Linked DNA regions of Homo sapiens: region 1 is linked to region 2. Evidence: chromatin contacts called from ENCODE Hi-C or POLR2A ChIA-PET data. All regions are on one chromosome and are shown on one strand. Each heading gives the region's core, a stretch centred on a gene start or an enhancer-like site at or near the end of the contact. The rest is flanking DNA. Distances are from core to core; before and after follow the strand shown. Region 1 overlaps LIMK2 (LIM domain kinase 2). Region 2 has its middle 20 kb from the start of PIK3IP1-DT.

What was found. Hi-C counts contacts between places; a loop is a spot of excess contacts on that map. ChIA-PET counts read pairs that join two places held with the same protein, here RNA polymerase II (POLR2A). Pooled maps may share reads with other maps.
Region 1: a loop to region 2 is called in a map of CD8-positive, alpha-beta T cell, with 7 times the contacts of the local background. The contact joins two enhancer-like sites. A Hi-C loop is called at or near these places in 6 of 168 maps with a recorded cell type or tissue (CD4-positive, alpha-beta T cell, CD4-positive, alpha-beta memory T cell, CD8-positive, alpha-beta T cell and 1 more) and 16 of 50 pooled maps. POLR2A ChIA-PET finds 5 or more read pairs at or near these places in 23 of 52 experiments (CD4-positive, alpha-beta T cell, CD4-positive, alpha-beta memory T cell, CD8-positive, alpha-beta T cell and 18 more).

Annotation. Positions count from the first base shown.
Region 1 is chr22:31,269,644-31,275,289 of GRCh38, reverse strand. It overlaps LIMK2 (LIM domain kinase 2), which reads right to left. Exons shown (of 16, transcript NM_005569.4): 12 at 4,089-4,154; 13 at 2,586-2,760; 14 at 1,783-1,838; 15 at 1-139. Among named protein-coding and RNA genes, the nearest start is that of PIK3IP1, 20 kb to the left of the region's middle. Within about 2 kb of position 2,294, at least 9 of the 41 ENCODE cell types and tissues checked have a DNase peak (open chromatin) inside an H3K27ac peak, as active enhancers do.
Region 2 is chr22:31,311,910-31,318,191 of GRCh38, reverse strand. No RefSeq gene overlaps it. Among named protein-coding and RNA genes, the nearest start is that of PIK3IP1-DT, 20 kb to the left of the region's middle. Within about 2 kb of position 4,576, at least 17 of the 41 ENCODE cell types and tissues checked have a DNase peak (open chromatin) inside an H3K27ac peak, as active enhancers do.

The sequences.
Region 1 (5,646 bases), core at 1,045-3,544, 41 kb after region 2:
TGCAGCAGATGGCGGCCAGCGGGAAGAAGGCCGGGGGACAATCTGTGGGAACAAACTTCTCCCAGAAAAGCTTCACGTTGAGGCCAAAGTCCAGTGTTCGGGGAAGGCAGTCAGGATCTGCATACACCTGCCCAATGATCTGTAGGGTAAGAAGACAGCTGTTTACAAAGGACTACAGAGGCCACAGATACTTGGCAAGGGAAAGGGATGCTGGGATGTGGACAGGAAGAATGGCAGAAGAGGAGGTGGTAAAATAGGTTAGAGAGCTCTCCCCAATCCCCAATCATCTCTCCAAATCTTACTAATCCAGACCTGTATCCACTGAGAGCTGGGTTACTGAAGAGGACTAAGAAGGGGCTTCACTGCAGAAGCCAAGTGTTCCAAATCAGCATCTGCTCCTAGCTTCCACTCATCCTACCCTGCCTTGTCTGTGTCTCCTTGTGGCTGTGTGTGTGTGCCAGAGTTAAGGCTCTATGAGGTGCTGGATCTGATTCATGTCTGAAACCCTCTGGCACCAGCCCAGTGCTCTGAACAGAGGTGTTCAATTAATATTAAAGAAAACAATTTTTTAAAACAAATCTTCCTTCATGGCCAGGCACGGTAGCTCATGCCTGTAATCTCAGCACTTTGGGAGGCTGAAGCGGGTGGATCACCTGAGGTCAGGCATTTGAGACCAGCCTGGCCAATATGGCGAAACCCTGTCTCTACTGAAAATACAAAAATTAGCCAGGCGTGGTGGCGCACACCTGTAGTCCCAGCTACTTGGGAGGCTGAGGCAGGAGGATTGCTTGAACCTGGGAGGCGGAGGCTGCAGTGAGCCAAGATTGCACCTCTGCACTCCAGCCTGGGTGACAGAGTGAAACTCCATCTCAAAAACAAAAACAAAAACAAAACATTCCTTCATTATCCTAACCATCCCTTGTCTCTCCTCTCCTCTACCCCTCACAACTTTGTAGGAATTACAGAAGGCTTTGAATGTGTGTGTGTTTGAGTCGCTGAGATATGCTGTCACCTGACTAAACTCCTAAAGGTAGGAATCTTTCCAAGATTCCTCACTCTGTCCACGTGGTACCTGGCACAGGGCTGACACTTCCTAGAGTGGCTACTTCTACTTGAAGGGAACTGAGAAGGGCTACATTTGGCCCAAGAGCTAGCTAGACAGCCACATGAACAGTCTCTTGCCCTTCCTTCTGGAATTCTGAGTCTCATCTGCCCCTTATCGACCATGTGCAAGCCACTGCCCTCTTCCAAGCCTCAGTTTCCTCAACTAAAAAAAAAAAAAAAAAAACCTGGCCGGGCGAGGTAGCTCACGCCTATTAATTCCAGCACTTTTAGAGGCTGAGGCAGGCGGATCACCTGAGGTCCGGAGTTCAAGACCAGCCTGGCCAACATGGTGAAACCCTGTCTCTACTAAAAATACAAAAATTAGCCGGGCATGGTGGTGTGTGCCGGTAGTCCCAGCTACTTGGGAGGCTGAGGCAGGAGAATCACTTGAACCCAGAAGGCAGAGGTTGCAGTGAGCCCAGATTGTGCCACTGCACTCCAGCCTGGGCAACGAAGTGAGGCTCCATCTAAAACAAAAAAACCCTGCCAGTCCTTCTCTTAAGACCAATGAAACACGAACGTGGCAAAGATGTGCAGATGCGTTATAAACCATAAAACCCTACACCCATGTTGATTTTAGTCAAGCTAGTCATCCCTAGGAGGAGATGCCCCAGTTCCGAGGGAAGGCAGAGCTGCTAGGCCTGCTGCCTCGGGCATGGCCTTGGTGCCAGAGCTCACCTCACAGAGAACGATCCCAAAGGAGAAGATATCCACCGTCTCATCATAGCTCTTTCCTTGGGGAACACAGGAGAGCACACTGTTAAGTTTACATCCCTTACCTGCTCTGCACTGGGTCTAGGGTCAATCTAAGCCACAGCTAAGAACTAGGGCTAGAACAGGTTCTGTAGGGACACCCCACAGGCTGTCCTGCGCAGACACCACCTGAAAATAGTCCTTCCTCAGCTGTAGGTGAACTGCCTTGGAGAGCCCTTATAACATAACACTGCCTAGGATGAAACTGCACGTTAAAGTGGAAAAGAACCAGACTAGGGTTCATCTAGCCTCTGCCATTAGGCAGCTGTATGCTCCTAGGCAATTCACTGAACTTCTCTGGGCCTCAGACTCCAAAATGGATTGTATTCAGACCATTTCTGAGGCCTCACAACCCTGATTTCAAGAATCCCAACCAGCATCTCTGGTTGGTTTGAGCATTATCCACCAGAGGGCACCACACTTCAGTTCTCACCATGGAGAGAGAAGGCTAAAGCTGGGACAATAGCCTGAGCTCTTAGCGATCCCTGAGGCACAAATGCCACAGTCAGAACTCACCTTATCCCCCATGATGGGACACTGATCAGTTCCCAGCCCCCTGAGCTCAGGAGCTAAATCGTGAGGCCCCACCTGGCAAGGGAAAAATATCCTCAGCTCTGGGTATCCGGTCCTACGCTTCACAGGCCTCCCCTGGAATTCCCAGGGCTCTGATGCAAGGGCAGCATCTGTCCTCCCTCTGCGGGTGTCCCCTCCAGGGCTTCAGGACTCACCGTTCAGCATCTCAGGGGCCATCCAGTAGGGGTTTCCCACCACCGTGTAGCGCTTCTTGCGGTCGTTCTTGCGCAAGGTGCGTTTCTTGGTGGTGGCCTTCTCCATGGGGGCCCTTTTCCTCTCTTCCACTATGAGCCGTGACAGCCCAAAGTCTGCCACCACCACAGTCTTGTCCTGGTAGGATAAAAGACAGGTCAGGACTTCATGGGGATGTTCTCAAACCTGGCCCTGGGGAGGAAGCATAGGCAAGAGAAGCCACTGAGAAGGGGAGAAAAGGTGTATAGCAAGGGAGAATCAGAGCAGAAAGCTCTATCAAATAGACACACTCAGGCCAGGCACGGTGGCTTCCACCTGTAATCCCAGAACTTTGGGAGGCCAAGGCGGGTGAATCACCTGAGGTCAGGAGTTCAAGACCAGCCTGGCCAACATGGCAAAACCCCGTCTCTACTAAAAATACAAAAAAAAAAAAAAAAAAATTAGCTGGGCGTGGTGGCACACGCCTGTAGTCCTAGCTACTTGGGAGGCTGAAGCAGAAGAATCACTAGAACCCGGGAGGTAGAGGCTGCAGTAAGCCAAGATTGCACCACTGCACTCCAGCCTGGGAAACAGAATGAGACTCCATCTAAAAAACAAAACAAAACAAAACAAAAAAACAGACACACTTGGCATTTGTGTTTCTGAGGGTCTGGTATCTGTGCACAGCAGACTCCCAGCCCACAGTGGGTTCATGGCAGAGCCACTGGAGCCCTGGAGGTGAGGCTCAGGGACTTGGAGAGTGGAACTCAGAGGTGGGACAGGGGGTTGCTTTTGTTTTTCCCTGTCCTGTCTTATTCCTAAAATGATTTCAGGCAGTGGCTAGAACCAGGATAAGACAGAAAAAGGCAAGGTGGAGGCAGTAGATGGGGAGACTTGGGGGAGACAAGCTCTTTGAATAGCTACAGGGCAGTCATGTGGGAAAGGAATGAAGATTGCGTGGTGTGGGTCTAGAGGGCAGAGCCAGGGCCAGCCGGTAGACACCCAGGAAGCCAGATAGCAAGTCAGTAAGACAAACAACATTGTAACCACCACAGCTGAGGGGCAGTGGGAGGAATGCTGGTCTCAAACTGGTCCCTGTAAATTTACTAGCTCGGTGGCCTCAGGCTGAGGCTTCAGGTGCCACCACTGTAAAATGGGGTCAGCAATGAACTGTTTTACAAGACTACTATGGGGCAAAAGCAGGTAAAATGACAGGGTTTTCTACATATAGTCAACAAACTTCTGAAGTCCCTTCTAATCAAATTATTTCAAAGGTTGCTAATGAGAGAAGGTGAAATTATGTCTGTGTGTGTCTCGGAGCTCCCAGAGGACAGAGAAGGGCATTGGAAGAAGCAGGAAGGGAAAGATAGGAGCTCCTAGGCAACACCTCTGCCCTCTAGCCAGAGGGGACAAGTCAGCCTCCTTTGTGACAAGGAAGCCAGGAAGGATAGGACCCTGGAGGCCAGGCCCAGAGCAGTGGGACATACCAACTTGATGAGGCAGTTGTGCGAGTTCAGATCCCGGTGGATGATGCACATAGAGTGCAAATAGGCCTGGAACAGAAGCATGAGCTGAGGCTACAGGGCCAGCAAATCAACTAGACCCTGAATCTGGAATTGGGCGCCATAGATGCTCTCCTACCAGGCCATGCCCACCCAGCTTCAGAACCCAACCTGGACAACAGGGCCAGGGCCTCCTATGGCCTCTCCCTTGTCCCAATACCAACAGGAAGCCTGGACTTCCTCTGCTTCCCTGCTGCCATCTCCTGCCCATCCTTTGGTTCACCAATCACTAGCACAGTGGCTGGCCAAAGCCCTCACAGCTCTCTCCTAATGTCCCCAACTTCAGAAAACCCTGGCCGTTGCAGCACCCCCTCCACCTCTACCCATTTTACTTAGATCCAGGCTGCTCCCTCCTCCCCACTCTCCCAATCTCTGGCTTGAGCCACTTTGGATCCTTCCTGCCTGCAACAGAGAAGTGACTTCTTGCTCCAGCTAGCTCTGTCTTTCAGACATTCACCTCCTCTAAGACTCCACCTTCCCCACTGTCTAAACTTTAAGCTCTCCCCCTTCCTACCAAAATGTTTGTCAACAAATTTGTTTGTTATGTCTCCTCTCCAGGCCTCCACCACTGACTCTTACCACTCTCAGGAGCAACTTCCTTTCTCCTTCCCTTGCAAATGTAGAAGGAGCCACTCCTTGCTCTCCAGCCCCCTGCAATACTACTTTCATCCCTTAGGCTCCTGGAGCTGCTCACACACCCAGGGAGCTCTTCCTGAATCGCTATAGCTCATGACCTGCCTGCCTGCCTGCCTGAGGGAGTGCTCCTCAAAGACTGTCCACAACTTTCCTATGCTACCTGATCCTGAGACTCTTGTGTGTCTGTTTTTTTCTTCCAGCCTTTTCAGTGTCAGCCCTGCTCAAAGCCATCTCCTCTTCACAAGCTGAGACACCCCCACCAGCTACATGGATGCCTCTTCTGTCCCACAGCTCCAGCTGCCCCTTCTCTGCAGATTAGGTGACTAGCAGCCTCTCCCTAAGCCAGTCTCATGGAGCCAGTTTCCTGCCCAGAAGATGCTGATAGGTTCTGCTAGCACAGAACAGCAGGGATCAATGCTAGCTCTTCCCAAACCAGTTGCTCAACAATCATGGCTATCCCCCATCCCCCAAATGTCTGGTAAGTGACACCTCAAGCCACTCGTAACTCCTCCTCCTCCTCCTCCTGTTCCCTCATTGCCAACCAGTCTCTCCATTCTGACTCCACCCGGCCTCCCAGGCTCCTGTCCCCACAGCCACTACCTTAATTCAGAAATTTGAAATGTTTCATTAGCCCCCTATGCAGGGCTCCATTCCCTGGACCCTCCGCATTCCACCCCAATGTACTAACCATATCAGTCTCTCTTTTTTTTTTTTTTTGAGATGAAGTCTCACTCTGTCACCCAGGCTGGAATGCAGTGGTGTGATCTTGGCTCACTGCAACTTCTGCCTCCCAGGTTCAAGCTATTCTCCTGCCTCGGCCTCCTGAGTAGCTGGGACTACAGGCGTG
Region 2 (6,282 bases), core at 3,327-5,826:
TCGTGATCCGCCCGCCTTGGCCTCCCAAAGTGCTGGGATTACAGGCGTGAGCCACTGCGCCCGGCCTTTTTTTTTTTTTTTTTTTGGTAGAGATGAGGTCTCATTATGTTGTCCAGGCTGGTCTCAAACTCCTGGGGGCTCGCATGCAATCCTCCCACCTCAGCTTCCCAAAGTATTGGGATTATAGGCGTGGGCCACCACATGCGGCCTGATAGCTCATTTCCTTTTGGCAGTGAATAATATTTCATTGTTTGGATGTACCACAGTATATTCATTTATTTACCTACTGAAGGACATCTTGATTGCTTCCAAGTTTTGGCAATTATGAATAAAGCTGCTGTAAACCTGTGTGTGGAGGTTGTTGTGTGGACTTAAGTTTTCAACTCGTTTGTGAAAATATCAAGGACTGTGATTGCTGAATCACATGGTAAGAGTATGTTTAGTTTTGTAAGAAAATGCCAAACTGTTCTCCAAAATGGCTCTACCATCAATTTTGCATTCCTACCAGCAATGAATGAAAGTTCCTGTTGCTCCACATCCTTGTCAGCATTTGTTGTCTGGATTTTGGCCATTCTGATAAATGCGTAGTAGTATCTAATCGTTGTTTAAATTTGCATTTCTCTGATAACATATGATGTGCAGCATCTTTTCATATGCTTATATGCCATCTGTATATCTTCTTTGGTGAGGTGTTGTTAAGGTCTTTGGTCCATTTTTAAAATGCATTGTTTTATTTTGTTTGTTTATTTATTTAGAGATGGAGTCTCACTCTGTTGCCAGGCTGGAGTGCGGTGGCGTGATCTCGGCTCACTGCAACCTCTGCCTCCTGGGTTCAAGTGATTCTCCTGCCTCAGCCTCCTGAGTAGCTGGGAATACAGGCGTGCGCCACCACGCCCAGCTAGTTTTTGTATTTTTAGTAGAGATGGGGTTTCACCATGTTGGCCAGGATGGTCTCTATGTCTTGACCTCGTGATCCGCCCACCTCGGCCTCCCAAAGTGCTGGGATTACAGGCGTGAGCCACTATGCCTGGCCTATTGTTGAGTTTTAAGAGTGCTTATGCATATTTTGGATAACAGTCCTTTATCAGATGTGTCTTTTGCAAATATTTTCTCCAGTACATGCTTATGCTCATCTTCTCATTCTTTTTTTTTGTTTTTTGAGACGGAGTCTTGCTCTGTCACCTAGGCTGGAGTGCAGTGGCGTGATCTTGGCTCACTACCAGCTCCGCCTCCTGGGTTCACGCCATTCTCCTGCCTCAGCCTCCCAAGTAGCTGGGACTACAGGCGCCTGCCACCACGGCCGGCTAATTTTTGTATTTTTTTTTTTTTAGTAGAGACGGGGTTTCACCATGTTAGCCAGGATGGTCTCGATTTCCTGACCTCGTGATCCGCCCACCTCGGCCTCCCAAAGTGCTGGGATTACAGGCATGAGCCACTGTGCCCAGCCATCATCTTCTCATTCTTGTGACATGGTCTTTCACAGAAGAGAAATTTTTAATTTTAATGAAGTCTAGATTGTCAGTTATTTATTTCATGGATCATGCCTTTGAGTGTTGTACCGAAAAAATAATAACCATATCCAAGGTTTTCTTCTGTTATCCTCTCAGAGTGTAAGGTGTGTGTCTAGATTAATTTTTTGCATGTGGATGTCCAGTTGTTCCAGCACCATTTGTTGAAAAAATTATCTTTGCTCCATTGTACTGCCTTTGCTTCCTTCCACTATATTTATTCCTTCCACTATATTTATGTGGGTCTATTTCTGGCCTCTCCATTCTGTTCAATTGATCTATTTGTCTATCCTTTCACAAATATCACACTGCCTTCATTACTGTAGCTTTATAAGTCTCAAAGTCAGGTAGTGTCAGTCTTCTAACTTCATTCTTCTCCTTCAATTTTGCCTCTCTGTATAAACTTTTAGAATCAATTTGTTGATATCCACAAAATAACTTCTGGGATTTTGATTGGGATTGCTTTGATCTATAGATCAAGTTGGGAAGAACGGACATCTTGACAATATTGAGTCTTCCTATGCATGTACCATGGAATATATCTCCATTTAATTCTTTTTTGATTTTGTTCATCAGAGTTTTGTAGTTTTTTTCATACAGATCTTGTACATATTTTGTTAGGTTTATACAAATTTTGTGGGGTGGTAATATAAATGTGTTTTTTATTTCAAATTCCACTAATTCATTGCTGGTATATAGGTAGACAATTGAGTTTTGTATATTGACCTTATAACCTGAAACATTGATGTAATCACTTATTAGTTCCAGGAGTTTTTCTGTCAATTCTTTCAGATCTTTCCTTTCCCTTCCTTCCCCTTCCCCTCCCCACTTCCCTTTCCTTTTTCCTTTCCTGTCCTGTCCTCCTTTCTTTTTTCTTTTTTAACATCTCCCAAGGCTTCATCATTCATCTTTCAGATTTTCTACAGAGATGGTCATGTCATCTGTGAACAAAGACAGCTTGATTTCCTCCTCCCCAATCTGTATACCTTCTATTTCCTTTTCTTGTCTTATTACATTAGCTAGGACTTCCAGTACAATGTTGAAAAGAAGTGATGAGAGGGCACACCGTTGCCTTGTTCCTGATCTTAGTGAGAAAGCTTCTGGTTTCTCACTATTAAGTATGTTAGCTGTAGGTTTTGTAGGTATTCTTTATCAAGCTGACGAAGTTTACTGAGAGTTTTATCATGAGTGGGCATTGGACTTTTTTTTTTGGAGACAGGGTCTTGCCCTGTTGCCCAGGCTGGAGTGTACTGGTGTGATCATGGCTCACTGCCATCACCATCTCCTGGGCTCAAGTGATCTTCCCACCTCAGCCTCCCAAGTAGCTGGGACTATAGGCATGTGCCACCATACTTGACTAATTAAAAAAAAAACTTTTGTAGAGATGAGGTCTCACTATGTTTCCTAGGCTGGTCTTGAACTCCTGGGCTCAAGCAATCCTCCTGCCTTGGCCTTCCATAATGCTGGGATTACAGGCATGAGCTGCTGTGCCTACCCCAAACATTTCTTTACCATGACCATTTCACAGCTATACTTACCTAAGTCTAATGGTAATATTCATGCCCTGGGGTTCTTCTGGATTCATTTCCCTTCCTTGTGTATTGGGGAAAGTCACGTGCTTACCCCTTTGTTCTGAAGTAAAACAAATGCCCATTTTCTACGTTCAACTTTAAGTGGAATTATGCTGGTGCTTGGGGCTTGGGATTGGAGAGAAGAGGAGGGGATCTGCCCTTGGTGTCTTGACATCATTAACCCTTTTCCTGATGCCCTCAGCTGGCTGGAGTCTGGAGAGATTCATTTGGCCACAGTCCACTTTCTGGGAAGTTTTGTGGAAAGGACAAGTAAATATAAACAACTGAGAAATGTGATCTAGAGGGTAGGTAGGTGTGAGGAATTCTTTTTTCTTTTTTTTTTTTCCAACTTTTAAGTTCAGGGGTACATATGCAGGATTACATAGAAAAACGTGTGCCATGGTGGTTTGCTGCACAGATTATCCCATCACGTAGGTATTAAGCCCAGCATCCATTAGCTGTTCTTCCTGATGCTCTCCTTCCTCCCCCGCCACACCGTCCAACAGGCCCCAGTGTGTGTTGTTCCCCTCTGTGTGTCCATGTGTTCTCATCATTCAGTTGCCACTTATAAGTGAGAACATGTAGTGTTTGTTTTTCTGTTCTTGCATTAATTTGCTGAGGATAATGGCTTCCAGCTCCATCAATGTCCCTGCAAAGGACATGATCTCATTCCTTTTTATGACTGCATAGTATTCCATGATGTATATGTACCACATTTTCTTTATCAAGTCTATCACTGATGGGAATTTAGGTTGGTTCCATGTCTTTGCTACTGTGAATAGTGCTGCAATGAAATGAAAGATACATGTATGCATGTATCTTTATAATAGAATGATTTCTATTCTTTTGGATATATACTCAGTAATGGCATTGCTGGGTCAAATGGTATTTCTGCTTCTAGGTCTTTGAGGAATCGCCACACTGTCTTCCACAATGGTTGAACTAATTTACACTCCCACCAACAGTGTAAAAGTGTTCTTTTTTCTCTACAACCTCACCAGCATCTGTTATTTTTTGACTTCTTAATAATAGCCATTCTGACTGGTATGAGAGGTGTGGGGAATTTATTGTTTTTACAGAGGGTGGAGAAGGAAGGCCCTGGCAGAAGCTCCACCCAGAGCTCCACAGAGTTGTTAATGGTCTTAAGAACTGGGAGATAGTACGGTCATGTAGCCAACGCAGGACTGTGAACTCTGGGGATGCTCCCATCTACATTCACCACCATTCTTACCAAAATAAAACAAACACTGTAGGTACTATGCCTGCATGGTGACTATGTCTGACCCCAGACTGCTTTGTCTTAGAAAAGGAGCCCATCTCCATTCTCAAGATAGGGTCTGATCCTCACATAATGACCAGCTCACTTATGGGCTCGTGTGGTCACGATTCTCATGGTCTACAGTGCTGCAGACCAGGAAGCTGTAGCCCCAATCCCTGCTCTCCTGATTTTGGCTGGCAGTGGGCCACCTTCCTTGCCCTTTACACAGAAAGCTGCACTTCCCAGAACTGTTTTCAACAAGCTGCTTTCCTCCTCCTCAAACCTGCCTGGACTGGTCAGGGCACTCTACCAACAATGCTTTGTTTTCCCTTCCCAAACTTGGCTCTGGCTCCAATCCTATCAGGGCACTTGTACGCAACTGCCCAGGAGCGACCAGCAGGGGGAGCCAGAAAAATTTAGATTTTTCAGCTAGACAAAAGAGGTCCAGGATAAAAGTTGTTTCTCAAGGCCCAGGTAATTTTCTCCTCATTTAAGTTACAGAGAACCGGCTGGGTGTGGTGGCTCACACTTTTAATCTCAGCACTTTGGGAGGCCAAGTTGGGCAGATCACTTGAGGCCAGGAGTTTGAGACCCGCCTGGGCAACACAGTGAAACCCTGTCTCTACAAAAAATACAAAAATTAGCCAAGCATGGTGGTATGCGCCTGTAGACCCAGCTACTCCAGAGGCTGAGGTACAAAAACCACTTGAACCCTGGAGGTGGAGGTTGCAGTGAGCCGAAGTCACACCACTGCACTCCAGCCTGGGTGACAGAGCAAGACCTTGTCTCAAAAAAAATCTATATCTATATCTGCATCTGTATCTGTATCTATATCTGCATCTGTATCTGTATCTGTATCTATCTATCTACCTACCTACCTACCTACCTATCTAGAGAGAACCAACCTACCTACCTACCTACCTACCTACCTATCTAGAGAGAACCAACCTACCTACCTACCTACCTACCTACCTACCTATCTAGAGAGAACCAAGTGTATTGTTAAAACAACTGCTGATTCTGAGGTTCAGATGAGCGGAAACCCAAATGGAGTTCATCCATTTAGTCATCAACAACTTTTTTTTTTTTTTTTTTGAGACAGAGTCTCGCTCTCTCACCCAGGCTGGGGTGTAGTGGTGCGATCTTGGCACACTGCAACCTCCGCCTCCCAGGTTCAAGCAATTCTCTGCCTCAGTCTCCTGAGTAGCTGGGATTTACAGGGGCCTACCACCACGCCTGGCTAATTTTTTTTTTTTTTTTTTTTGAGATGGAGTCTCACTCTGTCACCCAGGCTGGAGTGCAGGGGCGCAATCTCGGCTCACTGCAAGCTCTGCCCCCCGGGTTCACGCCATTCTCCTGCCTCAGCCTCCCAAGCAGCTGGGACCACAGGCGCCCACCACCACGCCCAGCTAATTTTTTGTATTTTTTAGTAGAGACGGGGTTTCACTGTGTTAGCCGGGACGGTCTCGATCTCCTGACCTTGTGATCCACCCGCCTCGGCCTCCCAAAGTGCTGGGATTACAGGCGTGAGCCACCGCACCTGGCCTGATTTTTGTATTTTTAGTAGAGATGGGGTTTCACCATCTTGGCCAGGCTAGTCTTGAACTCCTGACCTCGTGATCCATCTGCCTTGGCATCAACAACTATTTATTAAGTACCTACTATGCACCAGGTTAGACACTGTATGTAGAATAATTAAGAAGACTGCTAAAGTCCCTAACTTCATACATTATAGAGATGAACTAAGAGAGCTGGTGAGTGGAGGTCCAAGTCACTTTGACTTGAGTAAAGTGAAAATGTGTGGCAGGTTCATGGGACTCTGAAATGGGAGAGACAAAAGAGAGTTTAAGGCTGGAAAACACTGTGATTCTATCAATACAAACAAAACAAAACAAAACAAAACTCTCTCTCAGAGAAAGAATACTGTACACAATAAGACTGCTAA